Linked DNA regions of Homo sapiens: all the other regions are linked to region 5. Evidence: chromatin loops called from intact Hi-C (ENCODE). Cell type or tissue: heart right ventricle. All regions are shown on one strand. Region 1 has its middle 9.1 kb from the start of FAM20B. Region 2 overlaps CRYZL2P-SEC16B (CRYZL2P-SEC16B readthrough). Region 3 overlaps LOC101928866 (a long non-coding RNA gene). Region 4 has its middle 23 kb from the start of FAM20B. Region 5 overlaps RASAL2 (RAS protein activator like 2). Region 6 overlaps RALGPS2 (Ral GEF with PH domain and SH3 binding motif 2). Region 7 overlaps CLEC20A (C-type lectin domain containing 20A).

Evidence for each region. Hi-C counts contacts between places; a loop is a spot of excess contacts. Peaks named below come from ENCODE experiments on the same cell type or tissue, not always from the same donor. Only the 100,000 strongest peaks of a DNase experiment are listed, where the experiment ranks them.
Region 1: it touches region 5 in a loop (6-fold over the local background); 27 of 110 quality-filtered maps call a loop at or near these places.
Region 2: a loop joins it to region 5, with 4 times the contacts of the local background. A loop is called at or near these places in 9 of 110 quality-filtered maps.
Region 3: it touches region 5 in a loop (4-fold over the local background); 81 of 110 quality-filtered maps call a loop at or near these places.
Region 4: a loop joins it to region 5, with 4 times the contacts of the local background. A loop is called at or near these places in 27 of 110 quality-filtered maps.
Region 6: it touches region 5 in a loop (5-fold over the local background); 25 of 110 quality-filtered maps call a loop at or near these places.
Region 7: it touches region 5 in a loop (2.9-fold over the local background); 79 of 110 quality-filtered maps call a loop at or near these places.

Annotation. Positions count from the first base shown.
Region 1 is chr1:179,014,751-179,018,750 of GRCh38, forward strand. It overlaps a transcript of FAM20B not described here. Among named protein-coding and RNA genes, the nearest start is that of FAM20B, 9.1 kb to the right of the region's middle. RefSeq lists a cis regulatory region at 2,200-2,711. In heart right ventricle, no CTCF peak of the experiment used is centred here; a DNase peak (open chromatin) is centred at 2,491; H3K27ac peaks cover 1,389 bases.
Region 2 is chr1:178,030,493-178,034,492 of GRCh38, forward strand. CRYZL2P-SEC16B (CRYZL2P-SEC16B readthrough) reads right to left here. Exons shown (of 32, transcript NM_001356506.2): 4 at 2,535-2,593; 5 at 1,938-2,003; 6 at 1,059-1,168. It also overlaps the pseudogene CRYZL2P. Among named protein-coding and RNA genes, the nearest start is that of CRYZL2P-SEC16B, 5.5 kb to the right of the region's middle. In heart right ventricle, CTCF peaks have their summits at 1,504 (motif pointing right) and 1,707; a DNase peak (open chromatin) is centred at 1,529; H3K27ac peaks cover 1,981 bases.
Region 3 is chr1:178,505,242-178,509,241 of GRCh38, forward strand. It overlaps LOC101928866 (a long non-coding RNA gene), which reads right to left. Exons shown (of 6, transcript XR_001738307.2): 4 at 1,809-1,921; 5 at 914-1,059. Among named protein-coding and RNA genes, the nearest start is that of TEX35, 5.9 kb to the right of the region's middle. In heart right ventricle, no CTCF peak of the experiment used is centred here; no DNase peak of the experiment used is centred here.
Region 4 is chr1:179,001,086-179,005,085 of GRCh38, forward strand. No RefSeq gene overlaps it. Among named protein-coding and RNA genes, the nearest start is that of FAM20B, 23 kb to the right of the region's middle. RefSeq lists a silencer at 1,851-1,950. In heart right ventricle, CTCF peaks have their summits at 1,794 (motif pointing left) and 2,007; a DNase peak (open chromatin) is centred at 1,786; H3K4me3 peaks cover 661 bases.
Region 5 is chr1:178,297,961-178,301,960 of GRCh38, forward strand. It overlaps RASAL2 (RAS protein activator like 2), which reads left to right. Exons shown (of 18, transcript NM_170692.4): 3 at 2,032-2,158. Among named protein-coding and RNA genes, the nearest start is that of CLEC20A, 200 kb to the right of the region's middle. In heart right ventricle, CTCF peaks have their summits at 2,135 (motif pointing right) and 2,349; a DNase peak (open chromatin) is centred at 2,121; H3K27ac peaks cover 425 bases.
Region 6 is chr1:178,751,728-178,755,727 of GRCh38, forward strand. The region is part of intron 1 of RALGPS2 (Ral GEF with PH domain and SH3 binding motif 2); the gene reads left to right. Among named protein-coding and RNA genes, the nearest start is that of RALGPS2-AS1, 27 kb to the left of the region's middle. In heart right ventricle, CTCF peaks have their summits at 1,849 (motif pointing left) and 2,049; no DNase peak of the experiment used is centred here.
Region 7 is chr1:178,492,923-178,496,922 of GRCh38, forward strand. CLEC20A (C-type lectin domain containing 20A) reads right to left here. Exons shown (of 8, transcript NM_001395331.1): 1 at 3,978-4,000; 2 at 1,532-1,888. Among named protein-coding and RNA genes, the nearest start is that of CLEC20A, 2.0 kb to the right of the region's middle. In heart right ventricle, no CTCF peak of the experiment used is centred here; DNase peaks (open chromatin) are centred at 609 and 1,779.

The sequences.
Region 1 (4,000 bases), 720 kb after region 5:
GGCTTGTAGAACTTTCTACACCCAAGTTCTACTGATTCTTTCTCCTAAATACCCGCAAATGATCTCATCCTTGCCTGCTTCAGACCTTCAGGCTCTCTTGCCCAGACCATTGCTAGGCGGATAGCTTCTGTGATGCCCTCTCTGCTCTGACCCCACACCTCTTCAATTCCCCTCCTCCTAAAAACCCCTTGGTTCCTTACCTAGGCAGGCACACAAGAACCTGGCCAGGCCCTTGCTGCTTTTCCTGATCCCTACTCCTTCCCAGACACGTCCTCAACACTCCTATAAAACCTGGCCACTTGGGGCTAGGCACGGTGGCTCATGCCTGTAATCCCAGCACTTTGGAAGGCCAAGGCGGGTGGATCACCTGAGGTCAGGAGTTCGAGACCATCCTGGCCAACATGGTGAAACCCCATCTCTGCTAAAAATACAAAAATTACCTGGCCATGGTGGCACATGCCTATAGTCTCAGCTACTCAGGAGGCTGAGGCAGGAGAACTGCTTGAACCTGGGAGGTGGAAGTTGCAGTGAGCCAAGATTACACCACTGCACTCCAGCCTGGGTGACAGAGCAAGACACTGTCTCAAAAAAAAAAAAAAAAAGTCTGGCCACCGGCTCTTCCACTCCTCCATGTCTCTGTTCATACTGATCCCTCTGCCTGGAGTGTCCTTCCCTCCCCTCTGTCCACCTAGTAAACCCCTCATTTTCTTTAGGCCCTACTCCAATCCACCTCTCTGTGAAGCCTTTCCTGACCACAGTGCCCTCCATTCATCTGCCCCAGGAACATTCATTCATTCCACAAGTAGTTATGCCCCACCTATGTGCTGGGAATTAGGACAGTTAAGGACCCTGCTCTTGGGGAGTACATTCATCTGGGCAAGACTGATAATCCTTGCTATATCATCCTGTATAATTTCAGAATGATTAAGGTGAAGGGCTGCAGAATGATAAGACACTCATGGCGGCCTTGCTGAGGGGATGCCAAGTAAGCAGATACCTGAGGAGTTCCTCCTAACCCTCCGTGTCCTGAGCACTCTGCATTCTTTTTTTTTTTTTTTTTTTTTTTTTGAGACAGGGTCTTGCTCTGTCACCCAGGCTGGAGTGCAGTAGTGTGATCTCGGCTTATTGCAACCTCCACCTCCCAGGTTCAAGCGATTCTCCCACTTCAGCCTCCCAAGCAGCTGGGACTACAGGTGCGTGCCACCGTGCCAGGTTAATTTTTTTAGGCTGGAGTGCAGTGGCGCAATCTCAGCTCACTGCAACCTCTGCCTCCTGGGTTCAAGCGATCCTCCTGCCTCAGCCTTCCAAGTAGCTGGGATTACAGGTGTGCACCACCATGCTAGGCTAATTTTTGTACTTTTAGTGGAGACAGCTGTCACCATGTTGGCCAGGATGGTCTCAAACTCCTGAACTCAGGTGATCCACCTGCCTCGGCCTCCCAAAATGCTGGGATTACAAGTGTGAGGCACCGTGCCCGGCTGTGAGCATTCTGCATTCTTTATGGTCTCTCCTTGGGAGGGTTGTGAGACTTAACAAATAAAAACATTGCATAGGACATACTTATACCAAAAAATTGTTCTTGAAATTCAAATTTAATGGGACCACCTGTGTTTTATCAGGCAACCCTACCCCTAGGACTCACTGCCCTGTGAGTTCAGAGAAGGAGCACCCTCAGGGCCCAGCACTGTGGCTGGCTGCAGTAGGCACTCAATAAACACTAAAAGAATGAGCCATTAAGCAGATGCATGAGCAGCACTTGCTAAGTTGTACTGTATTTTGCATTTGCTTGCTGACTCCCCACCTGCATCGCAAGCCCCTGCTTGCTGCGCAGGCAGTGTTAGATGGCATCCTCTGTACCTAATGCAGCCTGAGGAGTGGTTTAGGGAGAATGTATCTGCCTCTTACCATCTATTAGTGCCTCCCCTACTACCCCAAGTAATAATCAAATATGAAAAACAATTTTAGAATGTGGCAATATATGTAATGACATGGAAACTGAGAAACATTTTCTCAATCATATGTACATGAATAAAAACACCTTTGGAAAACTTTGCTATATTTATAGGCTGCAGTGTATAATCTATGAAAAAACTGCTTCCATCTAGTGCCCTAGCTACCCCTTTCCAACCAGACAGCCTCTACGAAACCCTTCCTCTTTTGGAATCGTGGAGCTGGCAAAAAGAGCTGACCAGTAGATGTCTGTTATACAAATGATGGCAGAATTTTACTGTGATTCTGGGCCTATGTGTCAATCTTCCCACTGGACTGGGATCCTGCACAGGCCAGCAAGGTGTCCTTATTGTCCCCAGGCCCAGCATGCAGCAGCAGCTCAGGAAATGGGGATTGAAAATCTATCAAGAGCCACATCTCATAGTTGACGTTAAAGCTTCCCCGAAGGAAGGCTGGTTCAAATGCACACCCCATGTTGCCCTCTGGAGATCAGCAATCCCATCAAGGCCCAGCCCAAACCACACACTGGCAAGCAGCCCAGAAAGGGTGTGGTCCAACTGCCCCACAAGTCCTGTGAATAAGCCCGGTCTTCACTCCCAGTTCATAAAAGGGCCACTGTCCCAGGGCAGCCTCAGCTCCTGTTGGTTTCAACTCAGAAGGAGAATGTTGTTGCTTGAGCCTCTTTTGAGCTTTAAAAAGGACAAGGAAAGGCACTGTACGGAGTGTTTTACTTTTGACTTTTTTTTCATGACTACAAACTGTTGGATATTGAAAACCTTGCATTTACTTGTGAATTGCCAGTCTGTGTTTGCGTATGGAGGAAGGTAAGATTTGCAGGGCTGGAATTATTTTCATTTTCCTTGTAAGTTTCTCCAGTACTTAGCTTTTCATTGAGCATTCTATATTTATTTCTGTGTCATTATGTCATTCTTTGGTGCATTTTATAACCTGTGATGCTGAAAGCTGCCTTCCTTCACATTGTGGGCTAGAGTCAGATAGGGCAATACAGTCACACAGCATCCACCAGAAGTTAGTGCCATGGAACACAGTCCTGAATAAGCACACCAATTTGCTACAAGAATGATCACAGAAAGACTGTGTATAATAGTATCAAAGAATAATTCAAAGACATAGGGTTAATTATTAGGGCACCATTTACTTGAATACAAGGGAAACCAAAAATAGCTTTATTTCATATATCAGAGCCAAAATAAGAAATAGGAAAAGAGGAGAAAGGAGAAAAATGAAAAACTGCAGACGTGTGAAAGATAATGAACTTTGCCTTTTCTTGAGTAAGCTGCTGATTAGCAGGCAGCTAGCTAAGAAGGCCAGAGGGTGTTCTGCCCTTGACATCTGGATGAATCATCAAAGAGGATAATTCCAGTTGCTTATGGATTCTCCAGGAGCCCTTGGAGTGGAACTGTGCTGTATCTGTGACAAGTTCCCTCTGTGTCACATGTGCCTGGGTCCTGGGAGAACACCTCCATCTCTGTTATGCCTCTCTGCCCTATGACCTTTATGTAAAAAGTCTCAATGTAAGCAGCCTAAATGTCTAACTTAAAAGGAACCAGCTAAACAAACCTCAGTATAACCTCAGCATGGAATACCAAAGATCTTTTTTTTTGAAACTGAGTTTCACTCTGTCGCCCAGGCTGGAGTACAATGGTACAATCTCAGCTCACTGCAAACTCCACCTCCCAGGTTCAAGCGATTTTCATGCCTCAGCCTCCCGAGTAGCTGGGATTATGGGTGCCCACCATCACGCCTGGCTAATTTTTTTATTTTTAGTAGAAGCGGGGTTTCACTATGTTGGCCAGGTTGGTCTCAAACTCCTGACCTCAGGTGATCCTCCCGCCTCAGCCTCCCAAAGTGCTAGGATTGCAGGCGTCAGCCACCATGCCCGGCCCCAAAGATCTTTTAAAAATGTTGTGATTTAAGAAAATGTTGTAGTAAAAATATGTAATAATGTAGAAGTTGTTCATGATATACCATTAAGTTATGAGTTTGTGGGGACACACTCATTCCATAGCATTAAATCTGTATCAGTCAA
Region 2 (4,000 bases), 270 kb before region 5:
CCCAGTGCCTTGCACATGATTTTTAATCAATGAATGAATATATTGTTTGAATAAATATATGTTTGAAAACTGGAGTTATGATTTTTGTAAGTGGTGACTCTAACATACAAATAACCTTGGCCTGAAGAACATTTGTTGCTACATCACTGCAAGGCCTGTGGCTCCAGCTGCTGCCGTCACTAAAACAACTCTGTGCCAAAGAAAGATGAATGCTACTTCAGAAACCTTCAGAAGTCAACCAGTAATATGATTTCACAAATATTTTAGAAACAGAACATTTTAAAGCAAGAATGTTAGAGGTCGTTTCATTCAAACCTTCATATACATCTGTTCTCCACCCTGTAAGCTTACGGATGTGACTTCTAGATTAGTGCTAATTGGGTTCAGTTTTGAAGACCTCCCAGGAAAAATATTCCTGAATCTCTCTAGGTAGCCTCTCCCTCATATCAGTGGCAACCCTTCCTTTGAGCTACCACTCCAATTTATTCTTCAGAAATTCTATCTTAAAATCCTTCTCATATTAGATACTGCCCAATGTTACAAGGTGATGAGCATGTAATGGCCACTGCTCAACTAAACCCACCTCTCTGAAGCAATTCTGAGTCTCACCTCTCTGAAAAGATCAAGAAGTAGTACGTATGCTCCAGGTAAAGAGTCAAACTTCAGCACCTTTTCTCCTGAAATGTCCCATCTGACACACTCAACAAGGCCTCACAGAAACAAATACCATAGGCCTCTAATAAACTCAGAGTGAAATGGGTTTAAATAAACCAACTATCTACACTTTAATACTTTTATGAGATCTCCAGGGCGGTCACATTTGAGAGAGGTATTTCTCCAATTCACAATGGCCAAGTTCACAGCCTATCATCTCCTCTCAGACAGAAGGATGTCCTCACAGTCAAAAAACCCCAATCTCAAGTGGCTACCTCCCTTTGGCCTTTCCTCAGCCAAAAGGAAGGGAAGGGAAGGGAAGAGGTGGGGCATGGCCTTGTCGGACACTTCTGATATCAAGAGAAGGGTACTTTCTAGCCTTCTGTCATCTACACAGTCCTTACCCAGGCTGGGTACGGGCCCAATGCTCAAGAGCAAAAATCGCAGTGCCATAAGTTATAGGGAGGACAGCAGCTTCTTATAGGGAGACCTTTTCTGGAATCTGCCACAGGTCCTAAAAAAGAGATAACAGTGACTTACAGATTGAGTGTATGTACCTAAGTCGTAAAGGCTGCTCAGTAAATATTAGGATTTGATTCAGTGACTGATTTGTAAAGGGAATCACTTGCCCATAACCAAGCCCAGTGGAAGTCAAAACTAAGCAAGCTGTAGCAGATTTCAGAACTTGAATGCATCAGACTTCAAAACCCCAAGGCTAGCATCTGGCTCAGAAAGGAGCCAACAGGTAGAGAATGGAACACAGATCACTGTACTGTGATGGGTGAATGGTCTGGTATGTCAGTTTTACCTCAGTAAAGCTGGTGGGGACAATTGTGTACTGTCCACCACCAGGGGGCACCATTCACACCCTGCACAACCATGCTAGACTACCCTGGCTGGCTCCATTCCCAGGGCTATCTCTTTCATAAGCTTTGTGTCTGGGAGAAGCCCATTACATCCAGCTCAATGCCCAAAACCAGCTTTTCTACTAAAACTACCTAGTCCAAATGAACAGCCAGCTCAAGGACTCAGAAAACAAAATGTTGTTCTTCATTAAAACACTCAATGCAAACAAAGCTCTGTGCAAAGTGTTGTCACATTAATGAAGAGAAGGAGTTTAACATTTGAAAAAATGAAGTGCTTAGCTGAGAAACAAGACATGACCAAATAAATACAAAGAAAAAGAGGGAGAGGGGAAGACAGGAATGAGGGATAGGTGGAAATTAAAGAAAAACAAAGGAGAAAAAACATCTTCAACCATTAATCTTGAGTGGTACAGATACCTTCTGGTCAGTGACGCATTCTTCAGCCATACAATTAAAGTTTCTTGTGCCAATAACTCTATCTCCCTAAAGGAAACATACCATTAAGGATATGTGCAAATGTATGACCTTGCATTCCTTTTCCTGAATTAATCAAAAAAGAAAAAAAAATGCACATCTCTGACTCCATAAGACACAGGTTGGTCTTAATTATTCAGAGTTACTGTTTAGTAAATAAAATAATAACTCTCTCAATACCACCACCAGGCTGTGAAGCCAATTTGAGTGAGCACATTTGAGACGAAGAGAGAGAGTAAGGGAAAGGTTGATTTGAATTAGAAGCCCACTCTTAATTTCACAAGAGAATCAAATTCTCTGTCCTCTTGGTTAAAGACTGAGGTGCCGCCTTTTATTCATAATGAAAAGTTTAATGAAGCCAGGAACTTCCAATTACTTCCTTTCCCCAGAAAGAATTTTGTTTCTTACCTTTCTAGTTAGGTTTCCCTTTGGTGTCTGCAGGCAAAAGCCAGTAGAAGCAAGACCCTTTGGCTACAAATGAAGTTAGCATATTTTTCATAGCTACATATACATTGATTCCCTAGACTTCAATTAATTTACCTCTTTAACTGTCCTGACATCTGTGCCTGTCTCCAATACTGTCCCAGAAAAGTCCATTCCTAAAAACATATTGTTTAAAGATTAGGTTATCTGTAAAACACAACACCATGGAGATGAGAAAACACTGATCGACAGGCTATTCCAACAGCTTTCGGAGCTGAGGATTTAGGTGCCCCTCCTCCTCTCCATATGCAGGTAGAGAGGTAAGGTGTTATACTCAAAGCACAGGAAAGTAAACATAAGATTTCACCATCACAACCTGGGAAGCTATAGCAGTCTCAATCTTACCATGACACAAATGAAAATTTCAAGAATGTGCAAAAGCACAGAGAATCACAGGTACACAGGTACTTTTGACCCTAATCACTGGGACCTCCTATAGCACCCCAGTGACAATGTTCATCCTATTTATTTATCTGTTTTCAAGTCTCTTCTGCTGGCCTGTAGGGCCCTCAAGGACATGAACTGTGTTTATTCAGACAGTACTTGGCTCAACTGGATGAACTGGTGCTGTCTGCCCTTTCCTTTTTCACCTCTGAAATTTCTGAATTAATGATGATGTTTCCTACTTGAGCTGCCAGGGGAATAACTCAATTGTGTATGACATCTTCCCCCCAACCAGTATTTCAGCAAATATAAACAGAAGGAAATGGTTCTAACTGTCGAGATACAATCAAACACCCTGAAAACAAAACACGGTAACTATTTGCAATCACTCTATCTTTCATGATATATATCTGTATAAAATGTACATGTACTATATACATGCTAAGCTATACTTACATCCCTTTAAATAAATTTCAACAACAAAAATCAGTCACTTGTCCACATGTGCAGGATCTAGGGGTAGACTGGGAACAAAAATCAGGCAGAGGGCTGCTAAGAAATCCACACTCTTCTTCTCTCTGATCCTTTGGCATTAGGTTTTGTTTGTTTGTTTGTTTGTTTTGTTTTTGAGACGGAGTCTCACTCTGTTGCCCAGGCTGGAGTGCAGTGGCATGATCTTGGCTCACTGCAACCTCCGCCTTCTAGGTTCAAGCAATTTTCCTGCCTCAGCCTCCCGAGTAGCTGGGACTACAGGCGCACACCGCCACGTCCGGCTAATTTTTGTATTTTGGTAGAGACAGGGTTTCACCATTGTTGCCCAGGCTGGTCTTGAACTCCTAGGCTCAGGCAATCCGCCCGCCTCAGCCTCACAAAGTGCTAGGATTACAGGCGTGAGCCACCATGCCCGGCCTGGCATTAGGTTTTATTGGGAATGTGTCTGTGAGGCTGAAAGTTTTAGCTGCAAACAGATGTCTGTGATCCTTCAGTGAAGAAACAAAACTGGGGCAATATCCAGCAAGGAAAGGGAATGAATGGCTAGGACCAATGATAATTCTGGTGAAAATTCATTTGTTCATTTCTTCATTTTTAGAGTATTTATTGAGCACCTACTAAGAGCCACGTACAATGCTAAGCTGGGG
Region 3 (4,000 bases), 210 kb after region 5:
ACCTTGTTGTTCAACAGTCTTAGAGGATGTGTAGATTTCCGTCCAGTCCAAACTGCTGTGTGCAGTGACAAGGCCAGGCAAAGGTGCTCTTGGGCCAGTGGAGCAGACAGAGGGCTGATTTGGTATGCAGCATGCCTGCTGGGACAGGTGAGCATGGTCTCTGCTAGAAGAAAGAGCCATTTGATATGACAGGGGCACACTGCCCCCCCAGGGCCCAGCATGGACAGGAGCTCCCCATGATGAGCGGAGGGGGTGTGCCGTCTTCAGAGGCTCAGGCAGGCAATGGGACTGGCAAAGCCTGGCATTCAGTGGCCCTGCCTGGCTCCTGCAGTGGATTCAGAGAAGCTAGGATTCAGAGGAGCTAGGATTCAGAGGAGCTAGGATTCAGAGGAGCTAGGATTTAGGGGAGCTAGGATTCAGGGGAGCTAGGATTCAGAGGAGCTAGGATTCAGAGGAGCTAGGATTTAGGGGAGCTAGGATTCAGGGGAGCTAGGATTCAGAGGAGCTAGGATTCAGAGGAGCTAGGATTTAGGGGAGCTAGGATTCAGGGGAGCTAGGATTCAGAGGAGCTAGGATTCAGGGGAGCTAGGATTCAGAGGAGCTAGGATTTTGGGGAGCTAGGATTCAGAGGAGCTAGGATTCAGAGGAGCTAGGATTCAGGGGAGTTAGGATTCAGGGGAGCTAGGATTCCGGGGAGCTAGGATTCAGAGGAGCTAGGATTCAGGGGAGCTAGGATTCAGGGGAGCTAGGATTCAGAGGAGTTAGGATTTTGGGGAGCTGGGGTATTGGGAAGCTCACCAGGCCAGGAATGAGGTCCAGATGAACATGGCAGAGACCCAGCCCCAGTAGCTGGGTTGTGCTCCTCCTCTGGGCTCCCTCAGTTCCCTGAGCCTACCGCAAGCATCACACTTACCATCTTGTGCTAAAATGGTCAAATGATGCCTCTGTGAGCCTCATGGATGGTGAGTTCCCAGGAGCCAGCACCATGTCTTAATTACCTGTGTGCCTTTGGTGCCTTGCAGAGTGCTTGACGCATGGTAGATGCTCAGGAAGCCTGTGCTGAATGAACATGGGAATGGGTGTGGTGTCACCTGCATGTTGAACTAGAGCTGCTTGCTAAGAGCCAGCCTGGCCCGGAGCCTGGGCCTGCCAGCGAGCTGTGGGGCTGAGAGCCAGGCAGGCCCCGGGATCCGTGTTTCTCTGGCTGGGTTTCTCTGGATGATCATCATGGTCTTTCGAGGGATGAGGGCACAAGAAGGGGATCAATGGGGTTTAATCAATAATTAGATACAAATAAATTCACATGTGTGTTTAGGGGATTTGGCAAATGAGTGCAGCTTGCTCTAGCGTTTGATTCAATCCAAGTTGTCTTTCCCTAGAGGGCAATTTTCACACATGTTGCCACCCAGAAGAGTAATGTCACTTATGCCTCTTCCTCAGCTTTAAGTCAGAGTCCAGGGCCCCAGAGGGTTCATCTTGAAGTGTTGGTTTGTCACATGGCTCAAGAACACCTCAGAGTCCCATGTAGGGAGGAGCCGGAAGCGTCAGGAAGCAGGCTTCTGTTGGCTGCTCACTGCACAAGCAGGGCTGCTGGTGAAAGTGCATGCTGGGTGAGCAGATAAGATAAGGATACCTCAACCCTCTGTGAGGAAAAGGCTGTCCCAGGTGTCTGGGTGCAGTAAAAGGTCTGATGTTTGGCTGCAGAAAACCAGCCAAGTGAGAGCATTTGTGGAAAAAAATCATGAGAGGCTTAAACAGAAACACATCGGGCTTCCTTTTGCTCATGGCCACGAGTCGAAATTACCTACCCTGAGAATTCACGACATGGCACGAAGTAGACATCCTTGATGTTTGCATAGGAAGTGTCCTCATGGGTCACCAACCAGGAGTTACCTCTGCACACCTGGGCATCCCCAAAGATCTACAATGACCAGGAACATGCGGCCAGCTCTGTCAGTTAGGTTCTCAGTTGCAAAGAGAATCCACATTCAGCTGGTTTAATTGTTGGAAGGACTAGAGAATAAGGCTGGACTCTAAGCTTCCAGCAACAATGTTCGGAGCCACCTCGGAGATGGGCTGATTCAGGGAGCTGGCTCCCTCGCTCCACTCACAGAGGCAAACAGGATGCCTCGCAGGGGTTTCTTCAGGGCGTGACTCAGAGCTAAACACAACCCAATCTTATGTCCAGCATATCAACGTGGATCTGGATGTATATTGTTTAACTTTGTTAAACCTAAACTAGAGAAGAAAAATATTTTGGCATTAAATGCGAGAGGAAAATAGAATCCATTGAATTCAAGTTCTAGAAAACCACACAGCCTGTTTATGAGCATTCTACCAATGCTCTTTGCCAACAAGAGAAAAAATCCACAGCCCTGCACAGGGCTCAGTGATGTAACAAGAAGAAAGGAGCAAACCACCTTGGAAACTGCCTAATTCTTAGTCTTTAAATGCACCCAGATGCTCCCTACTCACCACTCAGTCACCCAGGAGAACCTCCCAGGCTGGCTATGTCTATGCTAGCATCAGTTCCCTCACTTCTCTCATCTCCCCTGGGTCTCTCCACCAGAGCTCTCAGGATCTGCCTTTGGCTTCTCTGTTTGGAGACCCACTTAACCAGTTTTCTTGAGCACATTGACCTCAGCTCTCTACGTGACTCTTGGCTTTACAAGTTCCCTCACTTTTATCACCACCCCACAGCCCCAGGTAAGAGATGCTCTAGGCCAGGCGCAGTGGCTCATGCCTATAATCCCAGCACTTTGGGAGGCCAAGGTGGGCGGATCATCTGAGGTCAGGAGTTCGAGACCAGCTTGGCCAACAGGGTAAAACCCCGTCTCTACTAAAAATACAAAAAAAAAAATTAACCAGGCATAGTGATGGGGTCCTGTAATCCTAGCTACTTGGGAGGCTCAGGCAGGAGAATAGCTTGAACGTGGCAGGTGGAAGTTGCAGTGAGTTGAGATCATGCCACTGCACTCCAGCCTGGGTGAAAAGAGTGAAACTCTGTCTTAAATTAAAAAAAGGAAAAAAAAAGAGAGAGAGAGAGAAATGCTCTGTCTCCAGCCTAGGCCCAAACCCCTACCAAGAGAAGAGGATTCAAACTTTCTGGGCCAATGTTCACATGGACTCAGCTCTGAGGTCCTAATGACCTCGGGGGCAGAACGTTCAAGGGAAGGAGGTAAACCAGATGTAAAAGAGTCAATGGCCAGGCTGACCCCACTGGATGCCAACCAGCAGTCAGTATCTCCGGGTTCTGAAAAACTTGGCTCAATCTGAGTCATTGCCATGTTCGGTGGGTGGGGCCTAGCATTTGGCATCTCCAGGCAGGAATCAAGTTCAGGTGGCTTCATGGGGCTGGACACAAAGGTTCAGCTGAAGAAGGTTATGGATTCTCAGCCAAGAAGACAGCAGCAGGGCCCACCCCTCAGGAAGGGGCTGGCAAAGCTGAGGCAACTTGGTTGGGCCCTAGTGCTACTCAGAGGGCTTAGAACAGCAAGAGAAGTGTAGACCAGACCCACATTCTGTGCTGCAGAAGGGCAGAAGCCTGTGGTGGGGAGGGAGGTTTGCAGGGCCTTCCACAGAATGAGACTGGGTTAGACTGGGACTGGGACAGACTGGAACTATTGCACGGGAAAGCCCTGGACAAACCAGATCATTATTCCAGTCTCTGTCTCAATGCTCCAGCCCACTGGCCATTCAGGTGACACAGAGGTGAGTCCCTAACCCTAATCCTAACTCTTCCAGTTCACATTTGCTAGGAGATTTCATTCTGTTTGAGTGTCCAGTGTAGGTTTCCTCTTCTTTTTTGTTTTTTGTTTTTTAATTAGACAGGGTCTCATTCTGTTGCCCAGACTGGAGTGCAGTGGTGTGATCCTAGCTCACTGCAGCCTTGGCCTCCTGGGCTCAAGCAATCCTTCCACCTCAGCCTCTAAAGTAGCTGGGACCACAGGCGTGCACCACCAAACCCAGCTACTGACTTCATGGATTTTGGACCTTGTAA
Region 4 (4,000 bases), 700 kb after region 5:
AACCTATAGCAATATTACAGAAATTTTTGATCAACTATGCTGGAAAAAACACTAAATTATCTTTCTATTATTTCTATAGAAAATGGCACTACAAAATTGTTGGCATTTGAAGCGGTCATCAAAGAGTAGGCAGACAGAAGCACATGGAAAAATATTATAGAAGTGTATCAGTTAATAAAAACGTGAATTTTCTGGATTTTGTGATGTTTGTGGTATTTGTCAGCCTTTAAAAATTTATAACTTGATGTCATCTATTTTCTCATTCTAAATATTTACTTTTATATTCAACTTTGTATTTTTTTATTTTGTGTTATTTTTCTTGAAGAGATCTCCAAATTATATAAGCTTCAGACTTCACAAAACTTGATCTGTGCCTGGACTGTGGTGTGGGGCCCAGGGATTTATACCAACAGCCATTCTTGGCCCTCAGCAGCCTCTAGGGTCCCTAGCCCATTCTCCAAAGTCCGCATCCCAGCCCTCATCTCAGGCCCTGAGAGCCATCAACAACATAAGGCTGAGGAACTCTTTGCTTCTCTGGGGAGCAGGAGGGTGGGTGAGCCAGTGAGACATGCATTTGCTGGATTAGACCTCTGGGGACTTTTCCCCCAGCAAAGTCCTGCCTGGCAGGGTGGTTGGCCATTGTGTCAGTACCCACCACCCTCCTGTGAAGGGTGAGCCCCTGGCCCTTGTGGCCTGGGCTGAGGTCTCAACCACCAGCAGCAGTACTTGAGGCTGAGTCTGCTGTAGACTTTAAAAACAGGACTGGTGGCCAGACACAGTGGCTTATGCCTATAATCTCAGCATTTTGGGAGGCCAAGGCAGGAGAATTGCTTGAGCCCAGGAGTTCAAGACCAGCCTGGGCAACATAGGGAAACCTCGCCTCTAGAAAAACTTTTTAAAAGCCAGGCATGGGGCCAGGCGCGGTGGCTCACTCCTGTGATCCCAGCACTTTGGGAGGCCGAGGTGGGAGGATCACTTGAGGTCAGGAGTTTGTGACCAGTCTGGCCACCATGGTGAAGCCCCATATCTACTAAAAATACAAAAATTAGCAGGACGTGGTGGCACATGCCTGTAATCCCAGATACCCGAGAGGCTGAGGCAAGAGAATCGCTTGAACCTGGGAGGCGGAGTTTGCAGTGAGCCAAGAAGGTGCCACTGCACTTCAGCCTGGGCGACAGAGCAAGACCCTATCTCAAAAAATAATTTTTAAAAACCCAGGCATGGTGGCGCATGCCTACAGTCCCAGCTACTCGGGAGGCTGAGGCCTGCTTGAGCCTGGGAAGCCGAGGCTGCAGTGAGCTGTGATCATCCCACTGCACTCCAGCCTGGGTGACAGAGCAATACCCCATCTCCAAAACAAAAACAAAAACAAAAACAAAAAACAGGACCAGCAGGAATAGTCTGCTGTGGATTGGGACCCCTGAATGTTCCAGAGGGATTTAAGTGTGCGGAATTCAGACGTCTTCCCTGTTGTGGCTGGCCTTCCCGCCTCCCCAGCCGTCTGCCCGAATGAGTGCTTACTAATGAGCCAGAGAGCTCTGAGCCGGCCTGTGTAGGGCATCCATGCAGGGCTCCAGGGGCCCCTCTCAGTGAAACAACATGACTGTGAAAACAATCTGCTGCTCTTCTTCTTCACCCTGACCTTGGGTCATTCTGGCGTAAAAGATTACTTTGCTCCCAGCCTCGGGGAAGTTTTTGTACAATTAGCTACAACTCGGCAGAAAGACCCTGCAGAGAGAGCCCTGGGGTCACCAACTCAAGCATGAAAGGACACTGACCCCGTGTGGTCATGTTTGGAGGTGCAGCACGGGGAGAGAGGAAAGGCCCCGGCACGGTCCTTTGGCCAAACGACCCCTGCAGGCCCTCCCTGACCGACCTTGCTCTGTCCCTGCTCACTTCACAAGACCCTGGGGAGAGGACCTGGCCCTATCAGGGCCTGCTGACTCGTTCTCCCCTGGCGAAATGTCCCCACCAGGTGCTCTCAACTCTGGGGTATGACTTCACAGGCCATTTGAGTTCAGATGGGTAAGGCGTGTAGGAAATGAGCTCAAAGGGTAGGATGGATTTTGATGGGGTAAGAAGAGAGTGTTTCTCACTCACCCAAAGCACTGAGCACAGTGTCCCAAACATAATGTGGAGTAAACACGCGCATGCACACGTGCACTTCAGGTGCAGGAGACAGCCTAAGCAGGGGCAGGCAGGCAGGCAGGTATGGAATGTGCATGGAGGGCTGGAGAGTGGAGCTGCTTTTCTGCGGAGATTTCAGGTTAGGTGGAGCACTGAGCTGAATTTTCTAGAAGCTGGATTCCTAAGCCCCAGTTCTGGGCTCTTTCTCTGACCACACAGCTGTGTAGAAGGAAAGGGGCCTGAGTTCTGCCATCTGGGCTAGGAGTCGGTATAGAGCCAGCCAGTTGTAGCATTTCTGATTCCATCTGAATTCCTAACACATCAAAATCAGATTCCATTCTGGACATTCGTTTTTTTGTTGACGCTGTGATTGAGGTCTCATAAAAAGAAGGTGCCATGCCTAGGACAAATGAGGAAGGAGAGGCTCAGAAAAGTTAAATAGCTGTGTCTTAAGTCACAGCCACTCAGTGTGTGAAAAGCCAAGCTGGGGTTTGAACATGATAAAAATACACCATGGCCGCTGGGCTCCAAAGTGCAACCTGCAGCTTCTAAAGGAACTAAAACCTAACTTGTTTCCTTCTCCCCCAGCTCAATCCACTCTCCCCGCTGTAGCAGAGCCATCGCCTCAAGGCAAATTGCATCCCACTGCTCAAAACTGAGCAACTCTTCTCTGGTCTCAGGATAAAAATGGTATGTGTGTCTTGGCTTCACAGACCTCCCTAACCTCACCCCTTGCTCTCGCCACATCACTCGCCATTCTTCCCTCCTGTGACATGGAACTTCAGCCTTGGTTCCATGCCTTGGCCTCCCAAAATGCTGAGATTATAGGCAGTTCCCTAAACAGCCAGCCTCTCAGATGTGGAGGACCTTGATTTGTAAACAAATCACCAGGGGATTTTGATAAAATACAGATTCCAATTCACCAAGCCTGGTTTGGGGGTCCAGGTTCTGAAGCTCTAAGAAGCTCCCAGGTAGTATGAATCTTCCAGGTCCACAGACCACAGGTGAGTAAAGAGGTGCTAAACACACCATGTTCCCCTCACCTTTGACCGCCACCAAACTTCCTTTGATCTGAAACTTTTCTCCTTCCTCCCCAAGGCCCCCTCCTGTATCTTTCACCCGGGTGGTAAGGCTACTTCCTCTCCAGGCCTCAGCTTAGGTGCTGCTGCCTCCCGGAAGTACTCTTAACCCCTTTGAGAATGATTAGGTCATGTCTTATCTGTTAGAGATGCAAATAATCCCAGCACTTTGGGAGGCCAAGGCAGGCAAATCAGCTGAGGTCAGGAGTTTGAATCCAGCCTGGGCAACATGGCAAAACCCCATCTCTACTAAAAATACAAAAATTAGCCAGGCATGGTGATGCACACCTGTAATCCCAACTACTTGGGAGGCTAAGGCACAAGAATCGCTTAAACTTGAGAGGCAGAGGTTGCAGTGAGCAGAGATCGCATCACTGTACTCCAGCCTGAGTGACAGGGCGACACTCTGTCTCAAAAAAAAAAAAAAAAGAAAGAAAGAAAGAAAGAAATGGGTGAAACGGGCCAGGCACAGTGGTTCACACCTGTAATCCCAGCACCTTGGGAGGCCAAGGATCACTTGAGACCAGGAGTTTGAGACCAGCTTGGGCAACATAGTGAGACCCTGTCTCTACAAAAAATACAAAAATTAGCTGGGTGTAGTGGTGCGTGCCTGTAGTCCCGGCTACTCTGGAGGCTGAGGTGAGAGGATCACCAGAGCTGGGGAGATCAAGGCTACAGTGAGCTGTGATTGCTCCACTGTACTACAGACTGGGTGACACAGTGAGACCCTCTCAGAAAAAAAAAAGGAAAAAGAAATGGATGAAATGATAATGATAGGTGGGATTTGTCTTAAA
Region 5 (4,000 bases):
ACTACTTTTTTTCTGCATGGTTTAGACCTTTATTATTTAAAATAATAGGCATTTTTAGAACTATTATCAAATAGTTATGTTTATTTAGATTGAACTATTTCTTCAAAGAACCAGACTATTTTTTCCAAATTTACTGTCATTCTTCCCACTTTTAAGGCAGATACAGGATATGTTTCGCCTTTTTTAATAGGAGATAGTCATTTAAACCTATCAGTGATACTCTTTTAATTATTTAAGTAGAGATAATAAAATTTCCATCCTGAAAGGGACAGATGACTTAGATTACTGTTTGTGAAGTTTTATATTACAGAGTACTTTTGGAAGACTTCATGTCTTTATTGATGCTATTTTTTGGCCTCAGCTTATTTTTGTAATTTTACATTTCTTCTGCCCTTCAATTTCTCAATGTGCAAAGAGTAACCATAGTTATGGTAATAAGGAAATGGGAGAATTGGGGGTCCTATAAGGAGTATGAAAATTTGAAGTGCCTATGGAGGCATTAGGAATTTGCTCCTCGGATTCTCAGTAACAGAGAGAGAGTTTTCCTTGCCATCATCTCCTTGACCCAAGTCACAGGAGTTGGATTACGGAAGCAAAGCAGAAGGCATGTACACTTAAGCCTATACCTGTCCTACTTTTGCTGGATCAATTGATGCAATACATGTCCATTATAATCATTTGAAGAAATAAATCATTCATTCCCCATCTCTTAAAAGGAGATAATAATAATGTCTCCCTCATAATGTCACACATATGAACTCATTAGACTTGCACATGTAAGAACTCAGTGTTTCATTATTGAAATATATTGAAAACAGTATTGGAGCCATAATAAATTAGGAGTTATGATTAATTATGACATACTCTGCCAAACTATTTAGGATGTTACAATTCTTAATTCTGATAAAAGCTACTAGTAAAATCTCATTACTGAATACTTAGGATTACCAGAAAAAAAAAACCCCAAAACCAAAAAAAACCCACAACTTTGAACCATCCCATTACTCTACATTGATAACCTGCTTTGTAAGTCTTAAAATAGTTATTAGTATTAGAGATTTTTTTTTACTATTCATAGTTCTCATTCCACTTGATATGCAAATAACCGCTTGATATGTTTCTGAAATTATGTCAGAAAAAATGTTTATTAGGATTATAAAAACACTCTTACCTTTGGAAGAAAATATACCATTTTATGTTGGTATCTATACAAGTTTCCACTGAAAATGTGATTTATTAACTATGTCTAAGTGCTCAACTCTAAAATTGAAGAACATTTGGGTGATCTTACTACCTTTAATGAAATATTTTAAGATAATTTTGAGGCGAAGTCTTTCTGATCAACTTTTATTTCCATTTATTTTATTTAACATTGGACAAAATTGGAGCTTGTGAACCAGTTTCTGATATAGAAAAACATTTTATTTGTGTGGGTGTTTTGTTTTCTGAGCTCCAGGAGCAAGTACGCACCTGGTTATGATTTGTACATACTTCATGTTAGCTAATTTACATGCCCACCTTTCCTGATGTTTCAGTTTTCTTTTTTCTTTTTTTTTGAGATGGAGTCTTGCTGTGTCACCAGGCTGGAGTGCAGTGGTGTGATCTCGGCTCACTGCAACCTCTGCCTCCCAGGTTCAAGCGATTCTCCTGTCTCAGTCTCCCAAGTAGCTGGGACTACAGGTGGGCGCCACCACGCCCAGCTAATTTTTGTATTTTTGTAGAAACAGGGTTTCACCATGTTGGCCAGGATGATCTGGATCTCTTGACCTCGTTATCCACCCACCTCAGCCTCCCAAAGTGCTGGGATTACAGGCGTGAGTCACTGCACCTGGCCCAGTTTTCTTTTTAAAGGAAAGCTTACTGTGAAGGGGTTGGTAATACCTTACCATTGTATATACTTTATTTCTATATTTCTCCTGCCTTACTCTTTGTTACACACTCCTGTCTTCTTTGACTAAAACCATTATTCAATCAGAACGTAGTTATGGTGAGTTCACTATTAAGTTTTATCTTTTGCTTTTGATTAACTAGATACCTGTGGAAGGGGGACAGGAGCAGCAGACAGATTCCACCAAAGGGCGATGCCTGAGGAGAACTGTCAGTGTCCCTTCCGAGGGTCAGTTTCCCGAGTACCCACCAGAGGGCGCCACTAAACTGGGTAAGCTACTATGAAAAGGAAATAAATTCCTAGCTTTTATCCCATAATTTATGGACTTGTTACTGAGTAAAACAGAACATCCTGCATTTCCTGTTAAGTAAGTGCTTTGAAATCAATGGCACGTTAAGCGAGAGTTAGAGGTCATTAGAGAGTTCTGTTCTTTATAACCAACTGACAGCAAAGTTATTTTAAAGAGAAAGACTTTATGTGAGCACTAGTAAGGTTGCTGTTTAGTCCTAGGCAGATGGGATAATGTGTTGCTTCTGGGTTTATTGCTCAGCTGTAGATTTTGAGAGAGTATTTGGTGATCTTGTTGAAGCACTGAGGTTCATAAGGGAGCAGTATGTGTTGGAACTTAGTATTAAGTGGTTTAGATGTGTCTTGTTCAGGTAGCTACTGGTGTTGTCTTATATGATGTAATATTAGATCAGGCTAATTTAGCTAAGTTAATCTTGCATGTCTCATAAAAGTCATATGCTGGACTATGGTTGGAGTGGGTGACAAAAGGGAGAAATCCTACTTCCATTTTTCCAGTAAGGTTACTAAAGAAACCTTACTTCCATTGTTATATACTAAAGGAGTTAATGTCAATATCAAAGCAGCTAGCTCTTCTCCCATTCCCTACCAAATGTATTCTGTTAAATGTTTTCATTTTTAATAATGGATATTTAAATAATCAGACTGGTCAGGTAATTTTAAAAGAACATAATTAAGATTAAATAGAAAAATGAAGCAATTTGAAAAGTAGGAATTGTTTTGGTGCTTTATATTGTTGTGTTATTATTTGCTTAGTGAACCATAGACTTTTGACATTTGATAAGTAGATGAAATCATTTATTGTCTCTATGGTGATCAGTATGGATAATTCTGTAATTTTGTTTGTGTTTTCTAAAATCATGGTTTGGTTTGGGATTTTGGAGGGGGTTGCCTTTTTCTTCATTTCTAAGTGGAACCCAGAGCTTTTGGCTGGAATTTGAATCCTTTTGGGCAGAATTTGAATCTTTTATTTTTCTTTTTATTGTGTAATAGTTGTTGCTTTCCTAGAAATTAGTTGAGTTAGCAAGTACTTTTTTCCAAGGAGCCACCTTGGAGAAGTCAGATTTTTCTCTCATCTTATTTCCACTATACTTCTTTAACATGTGTTGAAACCAGTTTAGGTGTGGGCCTAAATTCTACTAAAAACCTGTCTGGGTGTAACCATTTTATAGCCTATTTATATTTCACATCCAAGTTCTATGTAAATTGAACTGGCTTAGAGTCACCTTCTTTCAGTTCCTTTGCTTTCATTATTTGCAATGATATGTTGACTGTTGTCTCTCTTTTTTTTTTTCTGAGACAGAGACTTGCTGTGTTGCCCAGGCTGGAGTGCAATGGCGTGATCTTGGCTCACTGCAGCCTCCACCTACTTGGTTCAAGCAATTCTCCTGCCTCAGCCTCCCAAGTAGCTGGGATTACAGGCATGCACCACCATGCCCGGCTAATTTTTGTATTTTTAATAGAGACAGGGTTTCACCATGTTGGCCAGGCTGGTCTCAAACTCCCGACCACTGATGATCTGCCCTCCTCAGCCTCCCAAAGTGCTAGGAATAAAGCATGAACCACTGCGCCCAGCCTGACTATTGTCTTTACCAATTTTCTAGGAACCTTTCGCTCTTCAAGTTTTGACCCATAAAAGTCAATAGATTTTGAGGAAGTACAACTATAGTCTCAAGAATTATTGCAGTGTTATAGAAGAGAGAACTATATAGGAAATTGTTAAATATCTACAGTGTTCGAGGTACTGGCCCCAAAAACAAACTAAAGGTGACAAAAGTGTCTGGTCTAGAGCCAGTCCTTATCTTT
Region 6 (4,000 bases), 450 kb after region 5:
TACTCTCAGTTCTTAATAAAAATGTTCTGATGAAAAACTAGGTCATAAATTTACTAGAACATTTCTTGAAATCCTTCTGGTGAAATTAAAGTATGTGGGTAAGCTACAAGTCGCTATGCAAATATTTATGTTGTTATAGGTGTTGTTACTTTTAAAAGACCAGAGGGATCTTTACTATTAGAGCAAAAAACGTTTTTTTTCCTAGTCGGTTGCTGATAGAATAGATTCCTGGCTTTCACAAATTAACACTTATAATTGTGGGTTCTCACTATTCCATCCCATGAATGACAGGGAGGATGCATGGCATATGACAATTTGTAATTTACTGAGCCCAGATTGGTCCTAGTCTGCTACCTAGTAGGTAAATCTCAGTTTGATTTGCTAATCTCTACTATTTGTGTAGTAATTTTTTTTTTTTTTTTTTCTGAGACAGGGTGTCACTCTGTTGCCCAGGCTAGTGTGCAGTGGCACAGTCTTGGCCCACTGCAGCCTTGACCTCCCAAGCTGAAGCAATTCTCTCACCCCAGCCTTTCAAGTAGCTGGGACTATGGGACTATAGGCATGAACCACCATGCCCAGCTAATTTTTAATTTTTTTTTTTTTGTAGAGATTGGTGGCGGGGGGGAGGGTCTCACTTTGTTGCCTAGGCTGGTCTCAAACTCCTGGGCTCAAGTGGCCCTCTCACTTCCCTCTCCCAAAGTGGTGAGATACAGGTGTGAGCCATGTTGCCTGGCCATAGTAGCTTTTGTTGCCAGCACTATCTTCCTGCAGCTACTCCTACTGCTGGTGATCAAAGAGAAGCAAAAAGCAATAGCTGTAGAAGGAAGAATTTAGAGTAAATTAAAGAGTAAAATGTAACATTTCGTGATGGCTTAAATTCATGGTGCATATGAGTCAGCTTTACAGTTTATATAGTAATGTGAATAAGTATAAATTATTTCAATCTTCTTAGAATCATTAAAGGTCTGAAGGAGTTAAAAAATAGTTATACTTTAATGTTTTATATGCCATAGTAATATTCTCCAATTTGGAAATCTTTCAAGTTGCCTTGGAAAAAATACTTAATAAACTGATACCAAGGGTCTGTTGTAGGGGAAGTCATTGCTTAGGTATCCATTTGTTGAGACTTCTGAATTCAGTATGGTCTTTCTCTCTCTCTTTTTCTGTTTATGTATGTATCCTGAATGGAATTTGTAAGATACAATTTAATAGTTCATTAATATGGACTCTGCCTTTTCATTGTGTACAGTCCAGGCTTTTCTGTTATTGTGACAAACATTGCCCTTTATTTCTTCAGACTCAGTTCCTGATGCTTCCCACCTCTGTTTACATTTGCCCTCTGTACTGTACTTGAACTACTGGTAGTCCACTGAATACGAGGCACTGAATGTGCCATACTGGTTATGTGGACTTGGCAAGATCACATGACCTTGGCATTGGATTGATGTTGTCTTATGTAAAATCAGGATTGGAACAAAGCAGTGGGTTAGCAAATTTGTCCTTTTTTTTCCTGCCTTCGTATTCTTTCATTCTTACACATTTGAAAGATACAACACTTTCTCATCACTTTACAATGAATTCCTACAGCCATGATTCTCTATGGTATTTGGGGGTGGGACATGGGCCCTGAGACAAGTCAAATATTAAAATTAGAGAAGACCTGGGGGTTTGAAATGCACCCTAAGTTGAGATCTCTAAAATATCTTCCATCTCCTAAATAATATTCATCTGTATTATTAGCATGAGGCAAAAATTTATGGATATATGAGCTTAGGTCCAAAAAGCTGTTCCTCGGCTCATTTTGTCTCAAGTCCAGATTGATGCTAAACAAGTGATCACTAACGCCATCTGTTGGTGGTAACAGTTGTACTTTTTCTTTTAAAATTTATGTTGTAGCGTAATGTTCACCGTAATACTCAAACAAAAATGTTTGAGACCAAGCGTCTCTGTCTTATTATGGAATCGAGTTAGAGATACTTATGTACCAAGTGCTTTAAGCAGGAAGAAAAAACCGTAAAACACTTCAGTTATAACAGTACCTGCATTAGAGTTGTACTGTCTATTGGATGTGTAGCTTTGTTGGTTTCTATGAAAATTTGCAGGTTGAAGGTTTTTTTTTTTTGAGATGGAGTCTCACTCTGTCGCCCAGGCTGGAGTGTGATGGCGCAATCTTGACTCAGTGCAAGCTCCACCTCCTGGGTTCACGCCATTCTCCTGCCTCAGCCTCCCGAGTAGTTGGGACTACAGGCGCCCGCCACCACGCCCGGCTAATTTTTAATAGAGACGGGGTTTCACTGTGTTAGCCAGTATGGTCTTGATATCCTGACCTCGTGATCCGCCCGCCTCGGCCTCCCAAAGTGCTGGGATTACAGGTGTGAGCCACCGTGCCCCAGCCTGCAGGTTGAAGGTTTTTAAGTTGAGGAGCTTCTGTATAATTTGGGAGAATTTACAGTGTATTAGGGTTCTCCAGAGAAACAGAATGAATAGGATGTGTATATATATTTTATTATATATATAATCCTTATATAATTACATACACTATATAATTTCTTATATAGTATATATTACAAGGAATTGGCTCACATGATCCTAGAAGCTGAGAAGTCCCAAGATATGCCATTGGTAAGCTGGATACCCAAAACAGTTAATATGTAATTCCTGACTGAGTGTGAAGGCCTGAAAAGCAGGAGAGCCGGTGGTATAAGTTCTAGTCCAAAAGCCAGCAGGTTCTAGACCTGAGAAGAGTTTTGTTGTTTCAGTCTTGAGTCCAAAGGGAGGAAAACACCAATGTTCAGTTAAAGCACTCAGGCAGGCAGAGTTCCCTCTTACAGCCTTTTTGTTCTATTCATACCCTCAACAGATGAGGTCTGCCACATTGGGTGGGCAATCTGCCTTACTCAGTCTACTAATCCAGGTTTTTATCTCATCCAGAAATACCCTCAAAGACACACCCAGAATAGTGTTTGACCAAATGTCTGGGCATCCTGTGGTTCAGTCAAGTTGACATATAAAATTATTTAAAATAGAGAACTCCTATATACCTTCTACTAAATTTACCAGTTTTTGTTTGTTTGTTTGTTTGATTGTTTTGAGACGAAGTCTCACTCTGTTGCCCAGGCTGGAGTGCAGTGGTGCAATCTCAGTTCACTGCAACTTCTGCCTCCCATATTCAAGTGATTATCCTGCCTCAGCCTCCCGAGTAGCTGGAACTACAGGCATATGCCACCATGCCTGGCTGATTTTTGTGTTTTTAGTAGAGACAGGGTTTCACCATGTTGGCCAGGCTGGTCTTGAACTCCTGACCTCAGGTGATGTGCCTGTCTTGGCCTCCTAAAGTGCTGAGATTACAGGCATGAGCCAAAGTGCCCGGCCAGTTCACCAGTTTTTAACATTTTGTCACATTTCCTTTTTTCTTTTTATTTTTTTCCAATGCATGTGTGATTTTTTTTCTTTTATAATTTCAGTTTTTATTTTAGATTCATGGGGTACATGTGTAGTAGATTTGTTACCTGGGTATATTGTGTTATGCTGAGGTTTGGGGTATGATTGATCCCATCACCTTGGTAGTGAGCATGTTACCTAGTAGTTAGTTTTTCAACCCTTCCCCCTTTCCCTCACTACTCCTGCTGGTGGTGCCCAGTATCATTGCCATCTTTGTGTCCACAAATACCCATTGATTAGCTCCCACTTATAAGTGAGAACATGGCAGTATTTGGTTTTCTGTTCCTGTGTTAATTTGCTTAGGATAATGGCCTCTAGCTGCATCCATGTTGCTGCGAAGGACATGATTTCATTCTTTTTTTATGGCTGCGTAATATTCCATGGTGTACGTGGACCACATTTTCTTTATCCAGTCCACCATTGTTGGGTACCTAGGTTGATTTTATATGTCTTTGCTATTGTGAATAGTGCTGTGATGAACATATGAGTGCGTGTGTCTTTTGGTAAGAACAATTTATTTTCTTTTGAAAGTTTACCCAGTAATGGGTTGCTGTGTCAA
Region 7 (4,000 bases), 190 kb after region 5:
ATGAGGCCGAAGAGGGGAGGCGAGGCCTGATGGCTAAAGGAGGACAGGATTCTAAGTGCTGCCAGGTCCTCCTGATTCTTTTGTTTACAGGGAAGTGACCTGATTTACCTTTTTAAAAGCTCACTCTGTGTAGAGAACAGATTTTAGGGGTCAAGGGCAGACCCAGAGGAGAGACAGCGCTGACTTGACCCCACATGCTAGCAGCAGAGGTGCAGAGCTGGAGAGAGGTCAGGACCCATCTTGGTGGAGTGTGGGGACAGTGTGGGGAGCGGGAGACAACGCCATACGCACACCCCTCCCTTTGCAGGCCTCCTGGTCCCAGGCACACTCACCACCCCTGGGAATCTCCTTACTCCCTTGGGAACCCAGCATTTAAATCTAGGCAGCCACCACCTGCTACTTCTCAAGGTCCCGGGGCAGGCACCACGTGGCCATGTTGGGCACATGTTGAGGTTGGTCCTCCATAACCCTATTTGAGAGGTGAGGATGGCACAGAGTTGGACTGAGCCTTGGCTGACAGAGGGAGAAGCAGGAAGTGACACTCTTACCGGGCAAGTGCTGTGCACGCCACAACCAGCCCACGTATGATCTTCCCAACAGCAACGAGACAGGAGTCGGAGGCACCGGCAGCCAGGACAGAGAGGGGCCCGGTGGAGCACAAGGAGGGGGCTGCTGTTCTCCAACAGCTGGAGCCTTGCGCATGGCGTACCGATGGTGGATTTCCCGCAAAGATGCCCGAAGAGTTGGCTCCCACTGCCCACTTAGCGGGAAGCAGGGGATCTCCCAGAGGGTGGCCGCTCCCCTCCTGCCCAGTTCTGAGACCCTAACCATCCACCTGTGCTTCATGAGAAGAAGACAGTGAATTCTGCTCTTGCTTCTGCATAGGTACACATGCATCCCCCCAACCCCAGCCTGTCTTTCCCTCTTGGCTCCCTTTCTTTTTCTCCTTCCCCCAAATCCCTAATTGGAAAGAAAGGAAATTTCCAAATTTTATTTGTATTCTATCCTGACTTACACCCATTTTTTCTATTGAGGTCTTCGAATAGGGGTGCAGAGGAGATAGAAATAGAGGCCACAGAGAGAAAGTGATGTGGCAAAAAGAGTAAAGTCATGACCAGTTATCCTCTGAAAGGGTGCTTCTCTCTCTGTCTCTCCCTGCCCCGTCATTTGCTATTGAAAACCAACCCTGGGCCAGGCCCAATGGCTCATGCCTATAATCCCAGCACTTTGGGAGACTTGAGGCAGGAGGATCATTTGAAGGCAAGAATTTGAGACCAGCCTGGGCAACATAGCGAGACCCTGTCTCTATTAAGGTTGGTTTTTTGTTTGTTTTGTTTTGTTTTTTAATTAGCCAGGTATGGTGGCATGCACCTGTAGTCCCAGCTGCTCAGGAGGCTGAGGCAGGAGAATCACCTGAGCCCAGGAGTTGGAGGTTACAGTGAGCTATGATCACACCACTGCACTCCAGCCTGGGCAACAGAGTGAGGCCCCTGGGGGAAAGACCAAGCCTGAAATATGAATGTGAACACACCACAGTAGCAGAGGAAGGGCTTCTGGGCTGTGCAGGAGGCAGCCCCTATGCTGGGTAATTTCAGCCAAGTGTACAGCGTGGCACAGAAGCCCACCCCAAATTCAGGTAGCTTCTGGCCCCACTCCAGGGCTGTGAAGGTGGAGCCGCTGGACCATCTCAGGCCAGAAGTGCTTGCGTCGAAGAAGAGGCCAATCCAAGCCGGGGTGCTGGTCATGAGGGAGTAGAGCTTCCACAGGCCACTTGGCTGCAGGTCAGCGAGGTCTGTGTAGTGCAGCCGGCAGTGCTGCTGGGCGTCGTACCAGCTCAGCGCCTCCTTCACCAGAACCAAGTCCCTCTTACTGCTCACCAGCTGCAGGGCTGGAACAGGAGAGGCTGTCATAGCATGGCTGTCCCCACCCCAGCCCCTAGTCCTCAAAGAGCTTTCAGCCACACTCGGGTGGGCCTCCCCAGCCTCTTCCCGCCCACTCTGCACTTCGCCGCTGGCCCACCAGTCATATCCAGCTCTACCTCCCAGCCTTGGCACAAGCTGTTCTCTTGTTCTTGAAGAGCCGGCCACCTCCTCCAGCTCCCTCAATCCACGATTCCTATTCTCCCATTCCCTCATCTCCCCAGTCCCTTTGCCCAGCTAACTCCTCACTCTTCTGCCCCATCCTTTCTACAGAAAAGGTGAGGTGCCTTTCCTACATGCTGCAGTGCACCTTTGTTAGTGCTTGATAACAATAGACAATGCTTGCTGAGCACCCGCCATGTGCCATCAGCTCAAGGAATTCTTCCAGCTGCCTAAGATAGCACTCTGTTTTACAAATGAAGGAACCAAGTCACAGAGAGTTAAAGAGGCACAGCCAAGGTCACTCAGTGGGAAGGAATACAGCCCAGACTCAAGTACCCTGGGCAGGCTCTCAGCTCCAGGCCCATATCCATGGCAGGGCACTGCCCCTCCATCTGGGGCTCATAACCAGAGCTGCAAGCTGGAGTCACCTAGGAAGCTTTTCAAATATACCAATTTCCAGGCCCACCCTAAAGCAAAGATCTGCTGCTGGGACTAGCATCAGGATTTTTTAAAAGCTTTTAGGGAAGAGACCTTTTTGCTTGTCTGTCTGTATCACCTGGTATAGGCAACTTAGGAGCAAAGAACGAGCCTCATTCATTATATTCCCAGGGCCCAGCATGATGCCAGCCACATCACAAGGGCTCAATGTATTGAAAAGGAAGGAAGAGAAGGGAAGGAAAGAAGGAAGGAAGGAAGGGAGGGAGGGAGGAAGGAAAGAGAGGGAGGAACTAATGAGCAAATCAAACGTCTCCCAGGAAGCCAACCCAAGCCCCAAGATCTGTGTTCCTTCCTTCCTTGACTCCACCCTCTTGGTCCCAGTAAATGTGGTTGGTCCAGGGCTGCTCTGTCTGCCCAGGCCCTGCCTATGGAGGGAGGCAGAGAAGAATGAAGGGCTTGGTGCTGGGACCTTGGGGGTCTGGGCCACAAGGAACCCTTCAAGCTAAATGCCCCAGGAGAGGAGAATGAGACTGGAGAGCTGGGCACAGGCCGTGGCATGGAAGCCAGGGGCCAGGGCTGAGGAGGCACTTGCCAAGGAGAACAAGCTCCTCACACCCACCGTAGGGGAGGATGCTTCCTGTCACTGAGAAAAGCATTCTGCTTATTTTTTTAATGACTGGCTGTGGCCCGCATAATTGATTTTAGGACGGTGTCCACCCCTGGCACCCCAGCCCCATGCAGGGCGCCCCTCCCGCCGGCCTCTCCAGCCCTACCCGGGAGCCTCTAGTCAGTTCCATGGCCTTGAACTTAGCCCTTCTCTGCCTGCCTGCCGACACCTGGGCCCAAGACCCCTCTACCCTCGGCAGTCCCCACACGCCCCGACTCTGCAGCCAGAGGGCCTAAAACCTGACCACCCACCGCCATGTGGGTCGCAGCCATGGGGCCCTGCGCCCTCCCCTCCCACCTGCATCAGCAGCCGCCACCCTCCAAGCCAGGGCTTTTCCTGGCTTTCTTGGTGGCTCCTTCTCCCCCTCAGGCTCACCCACGGCTCCCTTTCTCCGAGAACCCTTGCCGCCCCCTGGTCCACAGACCCCCACAACGCCCGTCCCTGTCCACACCCCGGTGATGTCCTTCCCTGCATTGCACATGCTTCTGAAGTGACCTGCGCGGCCGTCTCTTTGAGGAATGTCTTAGCCCCGCTAGAAAGAAAGCTGCTGGAGCCGCACTGTTTCTGACTGCTGCCTTCTGGACGCTGGCTGAGTACTGTCTGGTTAGGGGCGATGAGGGCGAAGCTCCCTTCCCAACCCTGTTCTGAGGGTTGAAAAGCATTCATTTCTTTCCACCTTGCCTCCCTCCAACCTGGAAATCTGGGAACTTCAGGGGTGCGCCCCCTTCCCTCAGCCTCTAGCCCGGGGGAGCATGGAGCCAGGCACCCTCCTCCAGGTTGGGGGGCCTCACCTGCTGCGCAGAAGGAGAGCAGC